Linked DNA regions of Homo sapiens: regions 2 and 3 are each linked to region 1. Evidence: chromatin loops called from intact Hi-C (ENCODE). Cell type or tissue: PC-9. All regions are shown on one strand. Region 1 overlaps SHROOM3 (shroom family member 3). Region 2 overlaps SHROOM3 (shroom family member 3). Region 3 overlaps SHROOM3 (shroom family member 3).

The links. Hi-C counts contacts between places; a loop is a spot of excess contacts. Peaks named below come from ENCODE experiments on the same cell type or tissue, not always from the same donor. Only the 100,000 strongest peaks of a DNase experiment are listed, where the experiment ranks them.
Region 2: it touches region 1 in a loop (6-fold over the local background); 3 of 110 quality-filtered maps call a loop at or near these places.
Region 3: it touches region 1 in a loop (11-fold over the local background); 2 of 110 quality-filtered maps call a loop at or near these places.

The regions. Positions count from the first base shown.
Region 1 is chr4:76,586,875-76,594,874 of GRCh38, forward strand. All of the region lies in intron 2 of SHROOM3 (shroom family member 3), which reads left to right. Among named protein-coding and RNA genes, the nearest start is that of MIR548AH, 15 kb to the left of the region's middle. In PC-9, no CTCF peak of the experiment used is centred here; DNase peaks (open chromatin) are centred at 2,687, 3,527 and 7,497; H3K4me3 peaks cover 1,553 bases; H3K27ac peaks cover 1,704 bases.
Region 2 is chr4:76,661,274-76,669,273 of GRCh38, forward strand. All of the region lies in intron 2 of SHROOM3 (shroom family member 3), which reads left to right. It also overlaps the pseudogene SUMO2P11. Among named protein-coding and RNA genes, the nearest start is that of MIR548AH, 90 kb to the left of the region's middle. RefSeq lists an enhancer at 3,483-4,682. In PC-9, no CTCF peak of the experiment used is centred here; a DNase peak (open chromatin) is centred at 4,088; H3K27ac peaks cover 3,144 bases.
Region 3 is chr4:76,701,181-76,709,180 of GRCh38, forward strand. All of the region lies in intron 2 of SHROOM3 (shroom family member 3), which reads left to right. Among named protein-coding and RNA genes, the nearest start is that of SHROOM3-AS1, 97 kb to the right of the region's middle. In PC-9, no CTCF peak of the experiment used is centred here; DNase peaks (open chromatin) are centred at 2,091, 2,591, 3,071 and 3,581; H3K4me3 peaks cover 1,819 bases; H3K27ac peaks cover 5,914 bases.

The DNA of each region.
Region 1 (8,000 bases):
TTAATTATAACTTATTTTTAAAGCTATCTTTAACTTTCTTATTTGGGATATGAAGGCAGCTTTTCTTTTTTAGGTTTGTTCGACATGGGTGAATCAATGAATTGCACTTCAACAGCAAAATTGGATTGTATTGATTGGTTGGCTCACTCTTCTCATCCTTTATGTTTCAGAGAAGGTCGGATTATAAATGCAAGCACCTACATTTAAGCAACAGTTGAGATGCTTAAGAACGTGCTTCTGTGTGATTCTGATTAATCCTTAACTATGCTCTGATTTCATTTTACTTGTAAATCAATTGACACATACTTCAGGGACCATCCTGTCTTTTCTCTGGGGTTGCTGTCACCGTATTTGTAACTTGAGGATTTAATAATTGAAGATTGATAAAAAAGACTGGTGGTTTGGGACTAGTGTTTTCACCCTGTCTGTTTTGTTGTGATAGGAAGGAAGGTAATTTTCCCTTGGATTTAAATTTTTTTCATTGAAAACATTCTGAAAATGGGTAAAGTTCTCTTTATAAATCTAAAGAGGTTCTGAGACTACTTTTCCCACCTCATTAATTTCAAGGATGTAAACACCTTCATGAAAGGAAGGTGTTTACCCATTCTCAATGATTCTGTTCAAGTGATAAACAGCAATAGGGCAAACAGGTCATTCAAAATCTGTGCTAATCATCCTCAAGTGTGTTTTTTCTTCCAATGATTACAGCCAGTTGGAGTTTTCCATTTTTTTCAGCAGTTAGCTAAAGTGTCTTTATAAAAACATTTTCCTATAATAAAATAACACATTAGTGACATTTAATATAAACATAAAAATTACTGCTTTGATGAATAAAAGCACCAGAAATGGCATTACCCATCAGATGAAATATGATCATCACACAAGTCTACAGCAATCACTTAAAAATATAGTGTATATGCAAGTGATTTTAAAATATGGATCCATAGGTAGGTAGACACAAAGTGAATTTATAAATGTTGAAGTTGTTAAAGAGAAATGAACATTGGAAAGCTAAATAGATATTGAACATTTTTATATTTCAAAAATCTACCTTCGGTTATGAATTACAACCTAGAGAATATATAAATCAAAGGTAATTTCCTGAGTTAAGTGTAAATCATTTTTTGTATGGAGAGGGATAAATACCCTCATCTTATTCCCTAATCTTAGCCCTAATCATTGTCTTCCATAAAAACCCCAGTATCCTAAAAAGGTACAGAAAGGAAGAGGAGAGAGCTGGTTGAAAAACTTCTTAACAATACTTAAAAGTAAACAAAGTCACAAACCCCACGTTTCATATTAAGAGTGTAGAAAGCCCTTGTTCAGGTCTGCAGAGTACCAGGGCACTCCAAATATGTAATTTAACACATTCATTAATAACTATGATAAATAGATATTTTATTCCAAGAACAATATCATTAGAGAGTTAGATTGGAGGGCAAGGGGATTAAGTATCTTAAGTTTATTGTTTCCCGAGTGACCATTTTTAAAAGCCTCCTTCCAGGAACTGTGGAATGCCTGCCAGGCTCCCTGACTGCTGTCTGGTGAGGGTCCCTACTGGTGCTGTGGACAGCACAATACACAATGGGGCACAAGAAAGCCACGCAGCCTCCCCCTCCTAGACACATGCTGTGCACCCCCTTGGCTCTGCTTGGAAGGTTCAGCTCTGCAAATGGAAGGTTGCAAACATCAGACACCTTCTTTCTGTTTCTGTCTCTCTCCCCTTCTTCTCCCCACAGTGTCCAGCCTTGGCCCCTGACTTTTCCTGGGGTTGGGGAGGCCTGTAGGTTCAGAAGCTGAGCAGCTGGGTGAAGACCTCCCTTAGCTCAATGTGCTCTGGCCATAGGGAGCAGACAAGCAAGCTGAGTTTGGGTAGCCCTAGACACATGGAAAAAGAAACAGCTTCCTCACCTCCACCCCTCCATAGATGACTTCATTAAAATGTCGCTGGTTAATAGGGAAAAGGTAGCACTCCTTGTTAGGCCAAACCCCTAAAAGGCATGTTTTTTAGAAAACAAAAAATAAACAAAAAAAAAATCCCCAGCAGTCTTAATGATCACATTTTGGTGACGGGTGGGAAGGTATACTTTCATACAAATGGATGATTTTGGAAGGCATGAACCTAAGCTGTCTCACACAATTTTGCTTCTTAGTTGGACTGACTGGTTTAAAAAATGAAGCCCAAATGATAGCCGCAGAGCGGTATGGGTGGCATATCATCTGATCCCATTGAGATAAAAGCTCTCAACAAACTTGTGTGAACCAAAACTGATAGAATGAGTGATGTTCCACAAGTGATCAAGAGACTCCTAGCTGGGTGCGGTGGCTGACGCCTGTAATCCCAGCACTTTGGGAGGCCAAGGTGGGCAGATCACCTGAGGTCGGGAGTTTGAGACCAGCCTGACCAACATGGAGAAACCCTGTCTCTACTAAAAATACAAAATTAGCCAGGCTTGGTGGCGCATGCCTGTAATCCCAGCTAATCGGGAGGCTGAGGCAGGAGAATCGCTTGAACCCAGAAGGCGGAGGTTGCAGTGAGCTGAGATTGTGCTATTGCACTCCAGCCTGGGTGATAAGAGTGAAACTCTGTCTCATAAAAAAAAAAAAAAGAAAAAAGACTCCTGGCATCAGTCACTGAAGGAGGACTTTGCTTCTGCACTGGAAGCCTGGCTTTAAAGCAAAAACTCTGGTGTTGGAATGTAAATGAGCCCCACCCTGGGAAGCTATGGCTGCTCAGAAACACTTGGTTTTTTCCAAGTACCAAAGCTCCCTAGTAAGCAGTAGAGCTACCAGTAGACTCTGCCCACTAAAACATGTGTTCCACATTGCCCATCAGCCCTCCAGGGGCGGGGGTCCCAGCAATCAGCCTCTGAAGGGAATCTCCAAGTTCTTCCCTTATCTTTACTCTCACAGCAGTGGAGGCACAGTCTCAGTGACCTGATACTTATGCATTTATTTCTCAGTTGTTTATTAATCGTGGATCATTAGTTCTTCCATCTGAGGTAGGTCATATATCATTATCCTAGTGTGGAAGAGAGAGAGAAAAAGAATGAAATGGAAGAATTTGTCCAACACTACCAAGAAGTTAGTGAGAAATTAGAACCTCAAATACCATGCGGTTCTCCTTCCCTTTTTGTCTTTCTGTCAAAACGGAAATCAGGGATCCTTAAACCTTTCCCTGAGCAGTTCTCTCTGGGCACTAAAATGCTTCAGGCCAAAAATATGCTGGTTCTCTTAACTGGATCACTCTGTGACTGAAAGAGAGAGCATTAAAACAATGAAATGAATTGGGTGTGTGCTCACCTGAACAACTCAAAACCCCAGCGGGTTGCTGGTAAAGTTTTCCTGAAGCCTAAATTGAGGACAGCACCCTCTCTCCTCTGGCTTTTTCCTAGAAAGACCTGATCATTTAGTTTATAACAAATTTCAACCCTGGCCCCTTGACCAGGGAGGCCAGTTGCGGGTGAGCCGTCTGAAGGTGGCTGGCCTGCATTGCCTCCGAAGGTATTTCAGGAATGTTAATGGTATGCCTGAGTGGAGGCCGCAGAGCTCCGAGCTCAGGCCTGAGAACTGTTCTTGTGGCCATCTGTTGTGGCCCAGGAAGTCTCATAGCAACAGCTTCTCAAGAATGGTGCTTTTTTTTTTTTTTTTAATTAAAATTAACTCACACAAAACCAAAAAACTGCTCCACTGCTCAAGAAGAATCAGGACAGCATTCAGATTTTTTCTACACAGTGATGAGTTTTTAAGGAAGAAAAGCCCCCGCATCCTACATTCCTGTTCTTTAAATGAGCAATTTGTACTTGGTGTTGAGGTCTTAATTTTTTTTTTTTCTCCCCCGGGGTAGAAGTCTTTCTTTGGAAAAGAATGGAGGTGAAAACAAGTTTCCAAGGCTGTGGAGAAAATAGTCAGCAAAAATATGGTTAGGAAAAAAGTGGTCAGTTTTTTTGAGATTTTCTTGGTATTTGTTGTTCTTAGCGATCCTGTCGGCAGCTGCATTTTTCCCCCTCTGTAATAATGTGAGCTTTATATGCCTGGCTATTTAGTTAGTGAAATGAACTTCAGACAAAGACACTAATTTTACCATGATGATGTATGCCCTCCGGTATGAATATCGAATCTGTGCAACAGCTGACCTCAGAAAAATAGGTAGGGAAAGTAATAATTATAGTTTCATATTTTTTCATTGATGAGACATTAAGTTAGTCATTTACAAAAACTGAGGTTTTTCCTCAGGATAGAAGATACTGTAAAATGATAAATACATGAAGCCTGGGCAGGCATGCCAGACAGAGACAAAAGAATTCTATTCTGTTCCGCATTGTACCCCTTACCAGGCTATTTCAGGAAGGCACACGGCCTGTCAGAGCACAGTGCCTCATCTGCAAATCTGATTCCTGCATTGTTAAGGAGGTTAAATATAATCACCTAAAAGGAACTTGGGAAAAGATCCTTGAATCTGAATGGCGTCTATAAAGAAGTATTATACACTGTCATTCTTGCTGTGGCACAACCCTGGGAAAACATTTTCATGAGAACTTTTAGATCTCCTTCACTTTTTAGTTTGGCACACTTCCCTCAAGTTTTGTGACATGAAATTTCCCAGAAGAGTCGCAAAATATTCCAAGTGATTTCTGACTATTATTACATAATTCCTGAATATGCAACACACTTGGAATACTTCTTTATATTCTTGATTGGTAGTGTGTATTGCTACTTATATATTATTCAGATGTAATACATTGCCCTTAGTAATGGCGCCAACCTCTATTTACGTGTTATTTAGATCTATTACATTGCCCTTAGTAATGGCGCCAACCTACCCGGAAAGGGATATGTACTTCAAGTTTTGTTTCTGAAACACAGGTTCCTAATGACGTTTTTCTTTCTATAAAGTCCTGACTCATACCCTCTTTGTGCATATTGCCTCCCATATAAAATATAACCACCACATATTTAGGAAGTGCCTACCATGTATCAGCTGGGTTTCTAGGTACCGAGTTTGGAGCTGTGAATAAAAGTAGACAAAAATTCTGGCACACAGTCTAGTCAAGTGACACAGGTAACAAGTCAGATAACACAAAAATAAGTCAATTGTATTATAGGCTAGAAAATGATAACTGCTATGGAAAATACATAAAGCAGAGAAGTACATCATATAATGGCAGAGAGCGTATTGCAATTTTTTAGGGGGTGGTGGAAGGACCTGCTAAGAAGATGATATTTAAAAGAAAACTTGAAAGAGGGGAAAAAATGAGCCTTGAAGGTTACCTAGGGAGCATTGCTGACAGAGAGAAGAGCATATGCAAAGGCCCTGGGGCAAACGTGTTTGGGAAAGAGCTGGGAGGCCAGTGTGGGTGGAGCAGAATGTGGCGGGGCAGAGAGACAGTGGGTCACTGGGAGGCAGTTAGCTTTTACTCTGAAAAAATCCTAGGAGAACTTGCTTCACAGAGCAGTTGTGAGCATTAAATGAAATAATTTGTGTAAAGCCTTCTATAGAGTGCCTAGCACACAGAAAATCTTCGGTACTTGTTAGCTGTCATCCATTTGCTTATTATTACCACTACATAGTCTAGGATTTAAGGATGGAATGATGTGAGCACACAGCACAGAGCTTTGTTCTGATCAAAGTTAATTGTTTCTTATGAGAATTAAACTCCCAACCTTGGCCTCTTAAACATTAAATTCTATCAGCTAAGAAGGTTCCAAGTCTATATCGTCACACGTACAGAGAAAAAAAGCTTGCTTTTAAGAAATTGGCCCTGACTAAGCTAAATCGTTGTTTCCATTTTGAAAGTACCAAGTCCATGCTCTCTAGGGACAGGTGTATTTTGAGACATTTGCTTCCAATTTCAGCTACAAAAGTCTTATTGAATTCCACTGAATTCGCATGATCTCACAACGTACTCATGTTTGAGTTCTGATATCAATTCCCTTTTCTAGGCAGCAGGATTCGAGGTAGGGAGGAGCATATTGCAGATATAATGAAAATAAGGAGTCAATGTGCTTTTCTTCTCCCCACAGTCCAGAAGCAAGATTACCTTTTGAGGCACTTCAGTGACCCTTTCTTAAAATGATCTTCCTGGACACCCCTTTGAATGTCTAGATTATGCTGATCTCCTTTGAACCTGAGGGACTTGGGTCATAACTTATGTCGAGTGATGACTAGCTCAGGAAATTAGAACAAGACAGGGAATCCTTTTCTCCAAGCATATGAAGACCATCATTTAGAGTCAGGGATATTCTTGCTCTAGAACCACCATAAGTGATTTGGGAGCAACAAAAGGAATTATTGATGATAACTAGAGATGCTGAATGAATGAAAAGATCTGTCTAAAAATGTGCACCTTCATCACTGGAAATGCTTCAGGAGAGGCTGATTAATCAATCAATAGTCAGAGGGGTTTGAGTTTATCCACACGACATACTAAAAGAAGCCCTTTGGGGTTAAGAAATAACCCCTAGAGGATTTGGCATCCTACCAGAGATCATGTAATTAATGACCCAGAAAGGTACCATGTTTTTACCTCTTCAACCCAAAGACAGTAAAGAACACAGATGATATAATTTAATATAAATCTGAAAGAATGATAAAACCACCCACGATGACTGGCCCTGTTATTTATTTAGTTGGTCAAGTTCTAATATTTTGGCTTCACAAGTTCCACTATTTTTGATGACATGTGTTGTATATTTTTAGTTGTAAATCAGTAATCTTTATGGCATTCCTCTAATTAGTAAGCAAAGTAAACTCTTTTTAAAAATTTGGGTGAGAACTTGACTTCTAAGATCCCTTCCAAATTTGTGCTTCTGCTTCATCCTTCCAAGATCTGCTTATTAAAAACCAAATTCTTCAGGAAAAGTCACCTTAGTTTAGGAATTCTGAGAGCCAGAAGCAACTGATTGTAGAAGCCCTATTTCACTTAGGGGCAGTGGCTAGTGGAGTCATTTTCTTGCAGTGTCACCATGGTCCTGGTGCCCGGAACCCCAGTTCCCAACACCGATGATGCTGTGTTCCTGTTTGCAGTTTCCAATATTGTCACATCGCTACTGCTGGCTGCCAGGTTGCTCGGTTATGATCAGTGGGCAGAGTGGACTGGAGCTGTTTTTTCTTTTGGAAAAACATTTCTGCAGTACTTATTACATTCTCAGTGATTTGCAAAAATGCTCTCTCTCTTAACCCAATGACAGAGCTACAGTTTTTGTTCCCATTTAACAGGTTAAACAATTGAGATACAGGGAACTAATCCAAAGTCTCACAGTGACAGGGACTTGAACCCAGGTCATCTGTCAACAGAGTCTGTGCTCTTAGCTGCTACATTGGATTTCTCATCCACAAAATGTCTAATCCTATGTGCTCTTTTTATTTGTTGTAGCTCTCCTGTTGATTCAGAGGGAAAACTGATATGGCATATTATTACACTTTATTGCCCTCTGTGAGGGCAGAGAACATAACCTATTGATACCAGTGCCTAGTGTAGCGCCTGGTGCATGCAGATACTCAAATATTTGTTGACTGAGTGAGGGAGTGAGGGTGTGACATGAATAAACAATAGTAAGGCCATAGAAATGCCATCCTAGTCTCAAGAGTCACAGAGATGTATGTAATCGCAGGATGTCACTTACATAAAAACTTTAACTTTGAAAAGTTAAAAAACATAAAATTAGAGGTGAGGACATCATGGGACAATTACAGTGTTTGAACCAGTGTCAACAATTTCATCCCTTGTTAGGCACTCATTCATAGTTTAATTAATAAATCACATTGCATTGGAAGTGTAGCTCCAAAGGACCCTGATGTCAGACTAACACCTGCTATGTGACAATTGGGGAGGGAACAGGGAACCATTGGAACGCCATGAATTCCACTAAATCAGTGCAAATCTGGATTTGGTGCATTTAACAAATGGACATTGAGACTCACAGATTTGTTATGGAGTAGAGAAAGGAAGCCTGAATCTTGACAATGCCAGTATCTAAGGGAACATTTGGGTGTATTG
Region 2 (8,000 bases), 74 kb after region 1:
AGGCTGGAGTGCAATGGCGCGATCTCGGCTCACACAAGCTCCACCTCCTGGGTTCACGCCATTCTCCTGCCTCAGCCTACCAAGTAGCTGGGAATACAAGCGCCCGCCACCACGCCTGGCTAATTTTTTTGTATTTTTAGTAGAGACGGGGTTTCACCACGTTAGCCAGGATGGTCTCGATCTCCTGACCTCATGATCCGCCCACCTCGGCCTCCCAAAGCGCTGGGTGGGATTACAGGCGTGAGACACTGCGCCTGGCAAATATAGTCCATTTTTATCACCAGATAAAGTTTCTTTGTGCCCCTTTCCAGTCCGCTCTGCACCTCCAGGCACCTACTGTTCTGATTTATTTCACCATAGATTAGTTTTTTCTATCCTAGAAATTCGTTAAATGAAATAACACAGTATATAATCTTTTTTGTTGATATTTGTCACTCAATGTAAGGTTTCTGAACTTTATCTGTGTTGTTGCTTGTATTAATAGTTCATTGTTTATCCATTCTCCTACTGATGGACATTTGGATTGTGTCTAGTTTGGGGCTATTATGAATAAAGCTGCTACAGATATTACTGTACAAGTATTTTTGTAGACATGTGTTTTCATTTTTCTTGGGTAAATACCTAAGAGTAAAATGCTACCTCATAAGGTGGATGTGTGTTCGATTTTCCATACCCTTTTCCAAAGTGTGGTACCATTTTGTTCCATAACCTTCCCAACATGTGGTACTGGCAGTTGTGTTAGTTTTCTATTGCTGCATAAGAAACTATTACAAATGAAGTGTCTTGAAGCAGCACTTATTTATTAGCTCACAATACTCTAGGTCACGGCTGTGCATGGCATCATTGGGTTCTCTACCTAAGACCTCACAAAGCTGAAATCAAGGTGTAGACTGAGCTGGGCTCTTATCTGGAGGCTCTAGGGGATTCTACTTCGAAGTTCCTTCTTGTTGTTGGTTGAATTCAGCTCCTTCTTGTTGTTGTTTGAATTCAGTTTCTTGTGGTTGTAGGATGAAGTCCCCATTTCCTTAATGGCTCTCACCCAGAGCTGCTCTCTCTGCTCCCAGAGGCAGCCTGCATTTCTTCTCACATGGAACCCCACACACCCATCTTCAAGCCTGCAAGACGCATTGAATCCCCCTCGTGCTTTGAATCTCTCTGCCTTCCTCTTCTACTGCCAGGCAGAGAATAAAAACTCTGCTTTTTAAAAGACTCACCTGCCTGGGCCAAACCTACCTGGATAATCTCCTGTATCTTAAGATTCATTGACTTGGGACTTCAATTGCATCTGCAATTTCCCTTCACAATCGATGTTTGAATAACTAGGGGACAGGAATCTTGGGACATCTTCAGAATTCTGCCTACCATAGCAGTCCATGATGAAGTCCTAAAATCAGGATCACTTTTCATTATCCAGTTGCTTAAGAATCCACGTATACTTTCCTTCTAAAGAAGCATGCCTACTGTAGGTTCAATAATTGCAATCCTGTGGTTCGAGCTACTTGAGAGGCTGAGGCAGGAAGATTGCTTGAGCCTAGGAGTTCGAGGCTGCAGTAGGCTGTGATTGCGACAGTGTGCTCCAGCCTGGGCAACAAAGCAAGACCCTATCTGAGGGAGAGGGAGAGAGAGAGGTAGAGGGAGAGGGAGAGGAAGGGAGAGGGAGAGGGAGGGAGAGAGGGAGAGAGGGAGAGAGAGAGATTCACAGAGTTGGTTACTGAGAGCCATGTCTCTAGATTCCTAGCCTAGAACATTGTCTACTACACTCTAATCACTTCTTGCTTCTAGACAGAGTCTGATCCTATAAGGGGACTTTGCGGTTTGGTAATTTAAATCACCATAAAAGTCTCTGGAAATCTAGAAAACATTTATTGAAAATCATGCATAGATAGTTCCAAATCAAAATTTTTAAACTGGCTAAATCTATTCCAAGAAAAGTTATACTTTGTCAGCTTGAAACCAACTGGGTAGGGAAGGAGCCATTGGGTCTGGCATGTTCATGCCTAGGTGTTAAGATCTTAGGATTTCTCGGTTGTGTGTTTGAAATCTCACTCAACCCGGGGACCCTGCATATCTCCCTAATAGAGAATAAGTAATCATAGGCCTGGCATTCAAGATACTCTCATAAGCCTTTTATTTTTCAAGATAGATTCCAGAGAAGTTGGTTGTGAAGCTACACAACTTGCTAAGTCAAGGCTAGAATCCAGGTCTCCCTGTTGCTATACACCAGAGGTAATAACCAGCAGCAAAGAAGCCCAATCTCTCGTGAAGCTGTGCTTTGTTTGGCCCATAGATTGTTGTTGTTCTTGTTGATTTAGAGATGGAGCCTCACTATGTTGCTCAGGCTGAACTCCTGGGCTAAAGTGATCCTCCTCCCTCAGCCTCCTGGGTAGCTGGGATTATAGGTGCACACTGCTGCGCACAGCTTTGGTTTTTAATTGGATTAATTTCCAATATTTAAAACTTGGAAAACTTTACATAAACATCCAGATGTCCAGGATTTTTCTGAAAAGTTGGGAACTCAGGTAACAGTGGACCCACTTTCTGCAGTGTAACAGTTGGGTTAGAGTGGTCCTTTAAACAGGACATGAGGCCTTCAGTGGCCATAGTTCCAACTGGTTCACTTTCCCCATTTACCCTCTTGGTCTCTGTAGGAACTTGAGTCATGACACCTGCCTCACCCCAAGCTGCAGTTCTGAGATACCTTGTCTGACTATTCAAACAATTTCTTATCTGGCCTATATATACCAAGTATGTTTGGCTCTCATTTCCTGGCAGTTGAAAATAATAAACCAGATTTTCAAAGTGGGTGAACTACTTGCTGGCTGTAAGTCTGGCGTCATTGAAAGAATACTTTCTCTGTAGGCCCATAGTCATTTACCACATGGGATCCTCCTGGCTGTCAGCATTCATGTAATTTCAAAAAGTATCCCTTTCCTTATGTGCTAGCTTACTCCTCAGAAAGTTCTGACTTTCAGTGAATAAAACATCTGATATTTGTGAAGTCAAAGAGTTTGCCTAGAAAAGCCACTTTCTCATCTAAAGAGCTTACTGAACCTAACTTCTTTGGAGAACATCTGTGTAGCCATATGAAATTAATGCAGGCAGTTGTTAATTGATCATTCTTCTTGAGTTTATGCAGCCAGAATCTTTCATTGATTAATAGTTGTGATTCTCAATCTTAGCTGCACATGACAATGATCTTGACAGCTTTTAAAAATAATGATGCCTGTGCTACAATTAAAATAGTCGTGATGATGATGATGCCTGCCATTCATCCCCAGAAATTCTGATTCAGTTGGTTTGAGGTTGGTCCTGGGCCTCTGGGTCTTTATGCTTTTGTTACTGTTGTATCGTTTTATTGTGGCAAACAGACACACACATACTCACATACATTAAATTTGTCATCTTAACCAGTTTTAAGTGTATAGGTCAATAATGTTAAGTGTATAGTTCAATAAGTTTAAGTATATCAAAGTTATTGTGCAATGGAGCTTGATAACTTTTTTATCCTGCAAAACTGAAACTCTATACACACTAAAAACTCCATTTCCCTCTTCCACAGCCTCTGGTTGCGCCTTGGTTTTAAAGGCTTCCAGGTGGTCGAGCACGGTGGCTTTTGCCTGTAATCCTAGCACTTTGGTAGGCCGAGGTGGGCAGATCACTTGAGCCCAGGAGTTTGAGACCAGCCTGGGCAACACAGTGAGACCACGTCTCAAAAATATATATATTAACAAAATAAAGGCTTCCAGGTGATTCAGATGTGCCTCCAACCTTGACTTGGAGGGAAGGATTCCCACCTCAAAGGGGTTCTAAGGATTTTACAGTTCTTACCAGGGTTTCCACAGCTGCCAATACCATCTACAAATAGGTAGGATGGGTTTTTTGTGTACACAGTAGTACTAGGACTTCTGATGAACTTGAGTACAGTTAGCCTCTGCTTCAGGCCTCCAACTGTGGAACCACCTCCACTTGGCTGCAGCTTTACCTATGAAGTACTCATTCATGCCATGTGGCCTGGCTGGGATCCATGGGGTTTTTTTAATCTCCTATCTCTCTGCCATTTATAGCTTGTGTTTGATTTCTTGACCCACCCTTAATACCAGTTGAGGGTGGGGCACCTGGGAAGGTGTACCAGGAAGCTGTGGCATTCCAAGAGTTCTTTGGACTTGGACTGTCAGAAGAACCAGTCATCTGGAAGAGAGCCCAGATCCATATGGACTTCCTGCACCAGCAGTGGTGAAATTCAAGGCTTTGCCTGGAGTCCTGGACTGTTCTATGGATTTGGCTGCTTTTTGTCACATCTACAATAATTAAAATGGTGTTTTGTGATGTTTGTGGCTGTTTAAGCTTACCTATTTTATTAACTTGATTCCTGGCACTTTCATCTGTCTCTCATGATCCCAATAGAATAGAAACATTGCCCTGTTCTGGTATTTTCCATGAGCTACCTGTTGTGTTCATCTGTGGAAAACAGTTGTTTTGAGAAACAGATTCAAGTTGATGGAGCTAGGACCTGGCTTGCATCCTTTTTTTGTAGCATAAAATTCAAAACCTCTCTCTCCTGTTTACTGGTATATGTCTAATCTTTCTCTCTGCCATCAGGCGTGACATCCTGACCCCACGCCATACCTTCATTCCCTGATAAGCGCTGCCCTGGTAAGTTCCACTGCATCAGTGCTGACCTACCTGACCTGGCATACTACAGAAATCTTTAAGTGCATTAGGACGTTCCAGCTGAACACTTTTATCACAAAAGCAAACAAGACTGGGTCACCCTTAGGACCCCTATGGATTACTGGGAAAAAAAGAAAATTTTATGAGGAAAATCTGGGGTTAAAGTGTTGTTGACTTACGGTGGTACCTCTAAAATCCTTTAAAAAAGAGTAATTTTCTGCATTGTCGGTCTAGGGTTTAAGAAAAGTCCAGTGATACCCCAGTGTCAAAGCTGCAGAAAGTTCTGGCCTCACTCATTGCAGCTGGAGCTTTGCAGTTTTAATCTTGGACTTGTTCATGTGATTACTTCTATTCAGATACATCAGTGGATTACAGCCTGCCTGGTGTAATCACGGCTCACTGCAGCCTCTACCTCCAGGTCTCAAATGATCCTCCCACCTCAGTCCCCTGAGTAGGTGGGACTGCAGGCATACACCATTATGCCCAACCAATTTTTAAATTATTTTTTGTAGAAACAAAGTCTCACTCTGTTGCCTTAGCTAATCTAATCTTGAACTGGTGGGCTCAAATGATCCTCCCTCCTCAGCCTCTCAAAGTGCTGGGATTACAGGCATAAGCGATCATGCCCGGCCTGTTATGTAGTCTTTATAACATTTTTTTAAAAAGAGGAAATGCTAAGCAAATAGATGTTATTAAAATTGTAGTGCAAACCAAAACGAGAATGTGGGAAGATGTTATAAGATGTATGATAAAGATCTTTCAATTCTTATATCTTAATTTCTTAAAAGGAAATACAGAGCAAGCAGGGACTCAGAGCTATCTGCATACCCATGTTCATAGCAGCATCATTGATGATAGACAAAGGGTAGAGGCAACCCAAGTGTCCATGGAGGGAAGAATAAATAAACAAACTGTGGTATAAACATTTAATGGCCTATCATTCTGCCTTAAAAAGGAATGAAATCCTGTTACAGAATATGACATAGGTGAACTTTGGGAATGTTATGCTAAGTGAAAGAAGCCAGTCACAGAAGGAAAAATACAGTGTAATTCCACTTATACAAGTTACCTAGAATAGTCAAATTCATAGAAACAGAAAGTAGAATGGTGGTTGGCAGGGGCTGGGGAATGGGAGGATTGGACAATTATTGTTCAGTGTGTACAAAGTTTCAGTTTTACAACTTCGTAAAACTGAAGAGTAAAAGAGTTCTGAGTACAAGAGTAAAAGAGTTCTGAGTACAAGAGTAAAAGAGTTCTGTAGATGAATGCTGGTGATGGTTGCACAACAGCATGAATATACTTAATGCCCCTGGACTGTACACTTACATGTGGTTAAGATGGTTCACTTTACATTATGTAGGCTGTTTTTTCTTTTGTTTTGTTTCGTTTTTTTTAGACAGGTTCTCGCTCTGTCACCCATGCTGGATGCAGTGATGTGATCACGGCTTACTGCAGCCTCAATCTCCAGGGCTCAGGCGATCCTCCCACCTCAGCCCTGAGTAGCTGGGACTACAGGCATGTGCCATCATACCCAGATAATTTTTAAATTATTTTTTGTAGAAACAAGGTCTCACTCTGTTGCTGGTCTTCAACTCATGGGCTCAAGCAATCCTTCCTCCTCAGCCTCCCAAAGTACTGGGATTACAGGCATGAGCCATCATGCCCAGCCTGTTATGTATTCTTTACAACAATTTGTTTAAAGGGGAAATGCTAAGCAAATAGAAGATGTTATTAAAATTGTTGCTTGGGCGCGGTGGCTCACGCCTGTAATCCCAGCACTTTGGGAGGCTGAGGCGGGCGGATCATGAGGTCAGGAGATCGAGACCTTCCTGGCCAACACGCTGAAACCCCGCCTCTACTAAAATACAAAAAAATTAGCTGGGCGTGGTGGCGCCCGCCTGTAGTCCTAGCTACTCGGGAGGCTGAAGCAGGGGAATCACTTGAACCCGGGAGGCGGAGGTTGCAGTGAGCCAAGGTGCGCCACTGCACTCCAGCCTGGGCGACAGAAGGAGACTCCCTCTCAAAAAAAAAAAAAAAAAAAAAAAAAAGTTGTTCTGCAGGTGCACGCAGGGTGCGGGGAGGGAGCACATAATGTCACGCCCCCTCTCCCTTGTCCACCGCTGCAGCCTCCTCCTGCAGCTCCTGGTGCTGCTTGTGTGCTCCTTCGGTGAGGACCTGGTACCTCTTCTGTGAAGCGGCAGCTGAGGAGACTCCGGCGCTCCCCATGGCCGGCGAAAAGCCCAAGGAAGGAGTCAAGACTGAGAACAACGATCATATTAGTTTGAAGGTGGCGGGGCAGGATAGTTCTGTGGTGCAGTTTGATTAAAAGGCATATGTCGGGCGCGGTGGCTCACACCTGTAATTCTAGCACTTTGGGAGGCTGAGGCAGGCAGATCACCTGAGGTCAGGAGTTCGAGACCAGACTGGCCAAAATGGTGAAACCCCGTCTCTACTAAAAATACAACAACAACAACAAAAATTAGCCGGACGTAGTGGCACATGCCTGTAATCCTAGCTACTCAGGAGGCTGAGGTGGGAGAATTGCTTGAACCAAGGAGGCAGAGGTTGCAGTGGGCTGAGATTGTGCCATTGCACTCCAGCTGGGGCGACAACAGCAAAACTCCGCCTCAAAACAAACAAACAAACAAACAAACAAATGAAAAAAACTAAGAGGCATACATCACTTAGTAAACTAATGAAAGCGTATTGTGAATGATAGGGATTGTCAATGAGGCAGATCAGATTCCGATTTGACAGGCAACAAATCAATGAAACAGACACACCTGCACAGTTTGAAATAGAGGATGAAGATACAATTGATGTGTTCCAACAGCAGAGGGGAGGTGTCTACTGAGAAGGGAAGCTGCTTCGTTACTCCAGGACTGTTTTCTTTTCAGACCAACATGACATTCTCAGTTAGAAAACTGCAATTTGGTTCTACCACATTCTGACTACTACAGTATAGTTTTCTCTATTATTTAATTTCCCCCTTCCCCATTCCTTTATTGCACATAAAGTAACTGGCATATGTGCACAAGCATATTGCATTTTTTAACTAAACAGCCAATGGTATGTTTTGATTGACATCACATGGAGACGGGATAGGGAAAAATACTGATTGTGTGAAAATGCCCCCTTTCTCCTTTAGTGGCATGCTCACTCAGCTCTTATCTTTCTATTCTAGTAAGTTATTTTGCTTTTACTGTTTTAACAAAACAACAACATAAAAATCCTTGTATACCTTGTTCAATTGGAGAATTTTAATGTTTTTCATTTATCCTTGTTAAACCAAGGACGGTTTTATAACTCTTTTGTATGTAGCTGTTACG
Region 3 (8,000 bases), 110 kb after region 1:
GGTAGGGACTTCATCATTTCTCTAGATCTAGGGACAGTTGGACTTGAGAGAGGGGTCTCATCTGAATTTCAGTCAGTCTACTTTCTTCTTCTGAAGCTTCCCCTTTAAAGAGGCTTTTGGTATTAAATGTTTGCTACTGTATCAATGGACTTTTAGGATCACAGAATCCAAAGGCAGTATGGAACAAGAGAGCTTAAAAATTAGAGTATGAGACCCTGCTGTGCCAGTCGTGTGGCTTAGAAGTCCTGACCTTGAGCGAATAACTGTCCCTCTATGAGGCTGTCTCTGCATCTGTTAAATGGGGATAAATAATACTTGCTTTACTTGCCTTTTAGGATTATTGAGGGCCAAATGAAATAATGTTTGGGAAGTGCTTTATAAGCTATAATCTGGTATTAAAGTAATGAATAATGGTTCGCTGTAGAGATTTGTATTGTTCTCTGGGAACACTAGTCTGTTACTGTAGGCTAATGATAGAGGATAGGGAAAGAAAGGCCTAGACTGAATTTTTTCAGGAGGTATTTGTCTCTCTCTACTGATACTAGTTTCACAGAAACCCTGCTTCTTCCTCCACTGGCTATTTTCAGCAGTTATTGGAGCTCTCAAAGTAATCCCCTTCACCAACTAGTGTGGAGTCTTTCTGCTGCCCACATATGCTCTCAGGATAGGCACTTCCATTTCCTAGAGAAGATGTTCCTTTAAAAATGTAGAAAATTTAGACCCTTAGACTCATTCTATTAAGAAAAAATAAGGCTAATTTTACTATTATCTGATAATTAAAATAATAAACATTAATTGTAAACAATTTGCAAGACATAGAAAAGAGAGAAGAAAAATAGTACCCATAATCCTGTCACCCAGTAGTAACATTTTGGAATACTTGCTGGTGTTTTGTTTTTATGCATATGTTTTATCTCATATGAATAACAAAAGAGTGATGTGGAAAAATTAAAGGCATACATGGTTTGATATGTGGTTGATACCTACCAAAGTATACAAAGCCCAGTAATCCTAAAAGGAATCTAATGGGGTAGGTAGTGGAGAGGGTGAGGCCTTTAGCCATAGCTCTTTCTACTTTTTAATTTAATTTTTCTTTTCTTCTTTACAATAAGGATGATTATTGCCTCAAATGATAAGAAGATTAACTGAATTACTGTTTTTAAAGCACAAATAATCTGGTACATACCATGTGCCCAGTAAATGTAAGTTTCAGTTCTACGGGTAAAAATTTAATAATTATTGCCAGGCACTGTTCTGATTGCTTTATACATATTAATTCATTCAAGCCTCACATCTACCCTTTGATGAAGGTGCTATTAGTATTCTTATTTTATAGGGGAAAAAACAGGCATAAGAGGTTAAGTGACCTGCTCAAACACCTTCCTAGGTGACAGAGCCAGAACAGGACCCCAGGCAGCTGGCTCCGGAATCCACATCGTCCATATACATTACACAGCCTGCTGCTTGTTGGAGTTGTCTTAAGATCTAGGCTCTGAGTGCTTGTAGCTAGGGGCACACCGCTTCCATGAAGATATCATCTGTTCACTATAAAGCCCTTGTGAGAGCCCTTGGTTTTCTTATGCACTTGTCCTGGGCTACTAGCTGTGTCAAAGGGCTCAGTGGGTAGAGGGACTGATGTCAGCAGTAAACTGAAGCAGATTAATATTTATTAGGCAGGTTAAAAGATTTGGCAGGTCATTTGGCTTTTTCTCCTATCCACCCTTTCCTCATCTTTCTGCAAGGTTGACATAGAGGTCATTGGCTAAGATCTGGAGATAATTAAGCTTACGGTTTCAGAAAGAGTCAGAAATATGCTGAATGTTACTGGGGTATATTGTACACCTGGATTTGTTTGGCAAGTTTCAGGGGGAAATCAAGTGAAAAAAAGCAGCAGCCAGAGCAGGAGGTGCAAATGGACAGAGGTTTGAGACATACAAAGTGCATCTCTGCAGAGCTGAAGGGTTATGTGTGGCCCTCCTGTAATAAAACAAGCTGTAGACCAGGGTAGGTAAGCAGAAAGACAGGAGGAGGCTTTAAGTACAAATGAATGGCATGCCTATGACTAAAACACTAGATAGGATACAGGCCTGAGGGCATGCAGAGGGAGCTTCCTAGATGGTAAATAATGACTTAAAAAGGAAAAAAGATGAGTAATGAGAGGACAGGACCCAGAAGGTTAAGACTTAAATGTGTAAGTTACAAAAGGTCAGTAACAGGAACAAGGGGGCCTTTTAAAGAAAGGGTAATTCATTGAGATGTCTGTGAAACGGCTGATCAATGGTCAGTTATCAGAAAATGAAGAGCACCTATGTTTGGCTAAGAACAGAAATCTGTGCCTGAGGGCATCACTTCTTAAAATCTTCTTCAGACACTGAAAAAGCTTCTAATCTAAGGCCTTTTCAGCCTCCTGGAGACTCAAGAGAAAAAGTGCTGAGAAACCTACAACTATGGCATTAGAGACCTGCAAACCCAGGAGAAGGGGGATGACAGGATAGAGATGCAATAGTAAGGCTAACTTCATGGATGAAGGACACAGAGTAGAAGGAAAACTTGAAAACCAAGAACGTGGCTTTAAATAAGACAAATTGCCACATGAATGAGTGTACACACCCAACATAAATCAAAAGGAATTTCTCCAAAGGATTCTGAGGACAAACTTAGCCCTGTATAAATGCATCCTGTCTACTTAATCACAAAAAGCATTCTGATTGCCTCCAAACATAAGGCAACAAAATTGCACTGAGCCATACCAGCTGTTTGTCGAAGGGGCTCTGCCACAGTCTCCCAACTCCCAACTTTTCTTGTCTGTCCCAAGAAAGCCTGCCGCTAATGAGATGGATCAAAAGTTAGGGCTAGATTCTATTTTCAAGAAGAAATCAACTCAGAGCCTGATCTAGAAAGTAACTAGAAGAAAAGAAGATCCCACATTTCCCAAAATAGATATTATGAACAGTTTAATGCCCTTATGGATTTAAGGACATAGAACTTTGTTTTGGATGCATTACAATTATTTCCTTTACAGGTTCCTATGATTCATTCAGCAAATATGCATTGTGTGCCTACCAGGAGACACTCACTGTGCTAGGCCTTGGGTGTGTAGAAGTTTCAAAAAACAAGGCTGAAGAAAAGCCAGAGGTGGACCCTGACCTGGCTGAGCTTATGTCTTAACAACGAAGCAGACAATGCACAAGTGAACAATTTCATGTGGTTATAAGTGCAGTAAAGGGAAAGATCAGGTGCCAGGAAAGAGTATTTGCATTAGATAAGGCAGTCTCCGAGGAGGTGATGTTCCAGCTGGGAGCAGAAACTAAGGAGTGGTCAGCCAAGAAATGAATTGGGAAGAATATTCCAGGCTTAGAGAACAGCATGTGCAAAAAGCAAAGAGCTTGGCAAGTTTGGGGAACCTAAGGAAGGCCAGTGAGGTCAGAATGCAGTAAGGGGAAAGGTTGAAGGAGGGGCAGGAGCCACGTCACCAGAGACCTTGCAGGCCAAGTAGGGGAACCTGGATTTTATCCAAAATGCATAGGGAAGCTACAGGATTTCATCAGGGAATGACATCATCCATTTACATTTTTTGAAAGGCTGCTGGGTAGACACTGGATTGGAGGGGACAGAAGTGGAAGGGGGAGGCCAGTGAGGAAGCATTCCCTCCTGGATGAAACATAACAAAAAAGGAGGAAATGGCTGATTCTAACAGACAAAACCAAGCACTTCCCTAAGGTTGTAACAGACCATGCCAAGGAGACACGATTCCTCCATCTCACCCTCCCCTTTAAGGATAAAATAGAAAAATGCAAACTCAATAGAAACCAGGAAGCAAAGGGACCTGGAGAGACCATGCCTAATGGCTCAGTTCCGTGTCTTTTACTCCAGTTTCCCCAGCCTTCCCTAATTTGTACAGTGTTCAAGAGAGCCCTAAGGAACTGAAAGATCTGGAACCCTTTCTTTTGTATTGGCTGAAACTCAGTTCAGAAAGCAGTTAATGGGTACTATTAAAATACCAAATAGGTTGGGCATGGTAACTCATGCCTGTAATCCCAACACTTTGGGAGGCCAAGGTGGGTGGATCACTTGAGCCCAGGAGTTTAAGACCAGCTCAGGCAATGTAGTGAGACTCCGTCTCTACAAACAACAACAACAACAACAACAACAACAAAACATTAAAAATCAGCCTGACATGGTGGTGCATGCCTGTGATCCCAGATACTTGGGAGGCTGAGGTGGGAGGATCACTTGAGCCTGGGAGGTCGAGGCTGCAGTGAGCCAAGATTGTGCCACTGCACTCCAGCCTGGGTGACAGAGCAAGACCCTGTCTCAAAAACGAAACAAAACAAAAAGCAAATAAGAAAGCAGTCAGTATATATTCTGGAGTTATGAATATTGGGTGGCAGGCAGAGCAAATATGAATGTCCTCATCATGGGAAGTAGAAGAAATATGTGGGTGGCTGGCCTGGCTTTCTTGTTTAACTATCTGGAAGAAGAAAGATCATACTACAGTATATTTTTTTAGCCTCTGCTAAACTTTCTCAGGTCAGCTTTGATTCCTAGCTCTTCACTCATAGTGGTAATATTGAGATATAGATACTGGAGAACAGCAAGAAACATAAACATAAAACAGCTCCAAGAAATGTCTTGTTAGTTTTGCCAACAAGTTAACTTGTGAGTTAAAAGGATATAGGAGGGAAGAAAGGCTGCAGATCTGTTGAACATTTAGCAGTACAGTCGACCCTTGAACAACACAGGGGGATTGGGGATGCTAACCCCCTAGAGTCAAAAATCCATTTACAACTCTTGACTACCCTAAAACCTAACTACCAATAGCCTACTGTTGACTGGAAGCCTTACAGTTGATTAACATATTTTGTATGTCATATGCATTACGTACTGTATTCTTTCAACAAAGTATGCTAGAGAAAAGAATGGTTTTTGTTTTGTTTTGTTTTGTTTTTTGTTTGTTTTTGAGACGGAGTCTCCGTCTGTTGCCAGGCTGGAGTGCAGAGCTCAGCTCACTGCAACCTCTACCTCCCGGGTTCAAGTGATTCTCCTACCTTAGCCTCCCGAGTGGCTGGGATTACAGGCATGTACCACCACGCCCAGCTAATTTTTGTATTTTTAGTAGAGATGGGGTTTCACCATGTTGACCAGGCTGGTCTCGATCGCTTGACCTCATGATCCACCCACCTCGGCCTCCGAAAGTGCTGGGATTACAGGCGTGAGCCACTGTGCCTGGCCGAAAAGAATGTTATTATGCTAAGAAAATCATAAGGAAGAGAAAATACGTTTACTATTCATTAATCAAAAGTGGATCATCACAAAGGTCTTCATTCTCATTGTCTTCATGTTGACTAGGCTGAGGAGGAGTAAGAGGATGGGTTGGTCTTGCTGTCTTGGGTGGCAGAGATGGACGAAGAGGTGGAAGGGAAGACAGGAGAGGTGGATACAGTTGTTTGAAAAAAATCTGCGTATAAGAGGACCCACGTAGTTCAAGCTTCTGTTGTTCAAGGGTCATCTGTACTTTATTCATTCAACAAATATTTATTGAGCAACTCTCTGTTCCAGGCACTAAGCTGAGCTGGTTTATCTTTGTTGACCTGTGGAAGAGAGGGACCAGCAAGCAGGCAACTAGCAGCCAGTGTGAATTGCACTTTGAGGTGTACATCTATAGCCAGTGTGCTGCACTGCTAGCACACAAGGGGCCACCTCACCCCGACTTCCACAGTTCCTCTGGGTAGCCAGCAGAGGAAATGATGTCGAAATTGAAACCTGAAGGATGAGTGTGGATAAGCCCGGAGAGGATCCTTTAGGGATCTAGAAGTAGCCCAATAGGCCTGGAGAGTGTATAGTTTATCCCAGTATGTTTCACTTGAACTGGATTCATTGATTTCCAGGCTTCTACAATGTATCGTTGGTTATCTTTAAGTGAGACATTGTACCTTTTAGTATCTTTTAAGTAAAAATGGGCTTATTTGGTAATATGTTTAGTTAATGGCTCTACCATCACCATTCCCTACCAAATCTGGGTTAGTAATTGTAACGCCTACAAAATCTGTGGCATAAATTGAACATTTTTGAAACCTGCCAAACTGAAAGGAAGGAGAGTGAGTGGTTGACAGTCCGAAGGGAATATGATTCCATGTGTGGTTTGAGCAAATTTACATAACTTCTCTGTATCTCAGGTTGTCAGTCTGTAAAATGGGACTTAAACCCTCATTCATTCTCTCCTTCATAAAAAAGTTGTGGGAATAATATCTGGCACATGGGAAAGCACACTTTTTTTTTTAAGAAAGACTTGGCAAATTTGCCTGAGTCGTGTATAACCATTGGCGCACCAGTGGGGCACCATTCCCCGATAAGATCAAAGCACATTGCAGACTTTGTCTATGGCAGTCTGTTTTGAGGCTAAGTAGCAACTTGAGGTGGGTAAGAAAATGTGCATTCTAGAGACAGCATGAGTTCAATGTACAGGTAAGGTATTCAATGTACAGGTAAGGCAGAAGGAAGGAAGGGCAAAGAAACAATTCCAGGGCCCTGGTTTCTGGGATGACAGGCTTCCCAACACTCATGCCAGGACTATTTTCCACCTCGGTTCACTATGGGTTTTTTTTCTTTTTTTTTAATATAATGAATTTTTAAAATGTGTGTTTGTTGCCCAGATTATTCCAGAAAGAGTTGAAGGGAGGAAAGGTGTGCTTGGTGTGCTGGTGATTCTAGCACTCTCTCCAGCCTGATTTCTAGTTTGTGTGGTGCATCCAGACAGCTCACCCAGGTGCCCAGGCTCTTTCTGGTATCCAGAGCCAACCCATCCAGGGCAGGAGGGTGAAGATTAGGAGGGGCAAAGGTTAGCCTGGAGGTTGCAATTAACAAGAATCAAAATGGGTTTCAGGATTCTCACACCCAGTTGCTAATTTCAGCTGGTCCTGTAGAGGTGACACGTAGTAGGACAACATGGTTTTGGGGGCAGTGCTGGGGTGCTGGTCTCTGCTTTTCTAGGGTAGAAAGGAATCATACATTGAAAATGCTTAAATCGATGGAATGATTTTATGTTCCTCATGCTTCCATCTCTTTCTGGTCTGCCTGCTCTTCCTGCCAGCCCTTCACTGTGACAGTCACCACTCCTAGACCTCTGTCTCTAGGCATCTCCCAGGAAGGAGAAGTGGAAAGGAAAGAGAAAAGAGCTCAGTCTCTGGTGCCCAAGACATTGTGCAAAAAAAAAAAAAAGATGGAGTCGAAAACTTTGGTTTACACAAAAAATTAGGAAGTTATTAAATACTACAAAGGTTTTATGAAAGCTCAGGCCTGGTCTTGATTGTTTTCCCCCAACAAACAAAGTTAGGGTCTAAAGGGGTCCTGAAAAGGAAAAGTCCCTCCCCTGGTTATACCAATGGGTGGTCTTGGAGTGTGCTGTTTACACTCATATAATCTTTACAGTCAGGTATTGGATGGCGAGGTATCTTTCAATCTACTTTCTAGTCACCGATTGTTCCTATGCGTGCATTATATAGATGACAGAACTGAGGTACAGAGAAGACAAAGTCACAGAGCTGCTCAGTGGGTAGAGCCAGGACTCAGACTCCAGAGTCATGCTCCTAAAACCATGGTACACTGCCTCATGGTTTCACTTTACCGTGGATGAGGAGCCTGAGACTCAGAATTTACTTGACCAATTTATTCAGTTCATTATTGACATAACCTCAACCAATTTTCAAACTTCAAGTCTAGCACTATATTGAATATATCCAAAGCCGAGAATCCTAAATTCGGTGAGAAAAGTAATGTACAGAAGGAGGTGGTGGTGCTTAGATATAACTAAGGTAAACATGAAAACTTGAGCTTAGAAATGGAAACTCCCTGTTGGCCTCCTGGCCATCTTCCCCATGCTGTAGAATAAAAAGAGATCCTTTCATTTGCCTTAGGATTTAGGAAAGAAAGCTCTTTCACTTCCGTTCTGTGTTCCAGGAAATAGAAGGCCAGATGGACGGGGCTTATTCTTAACAGCTGTT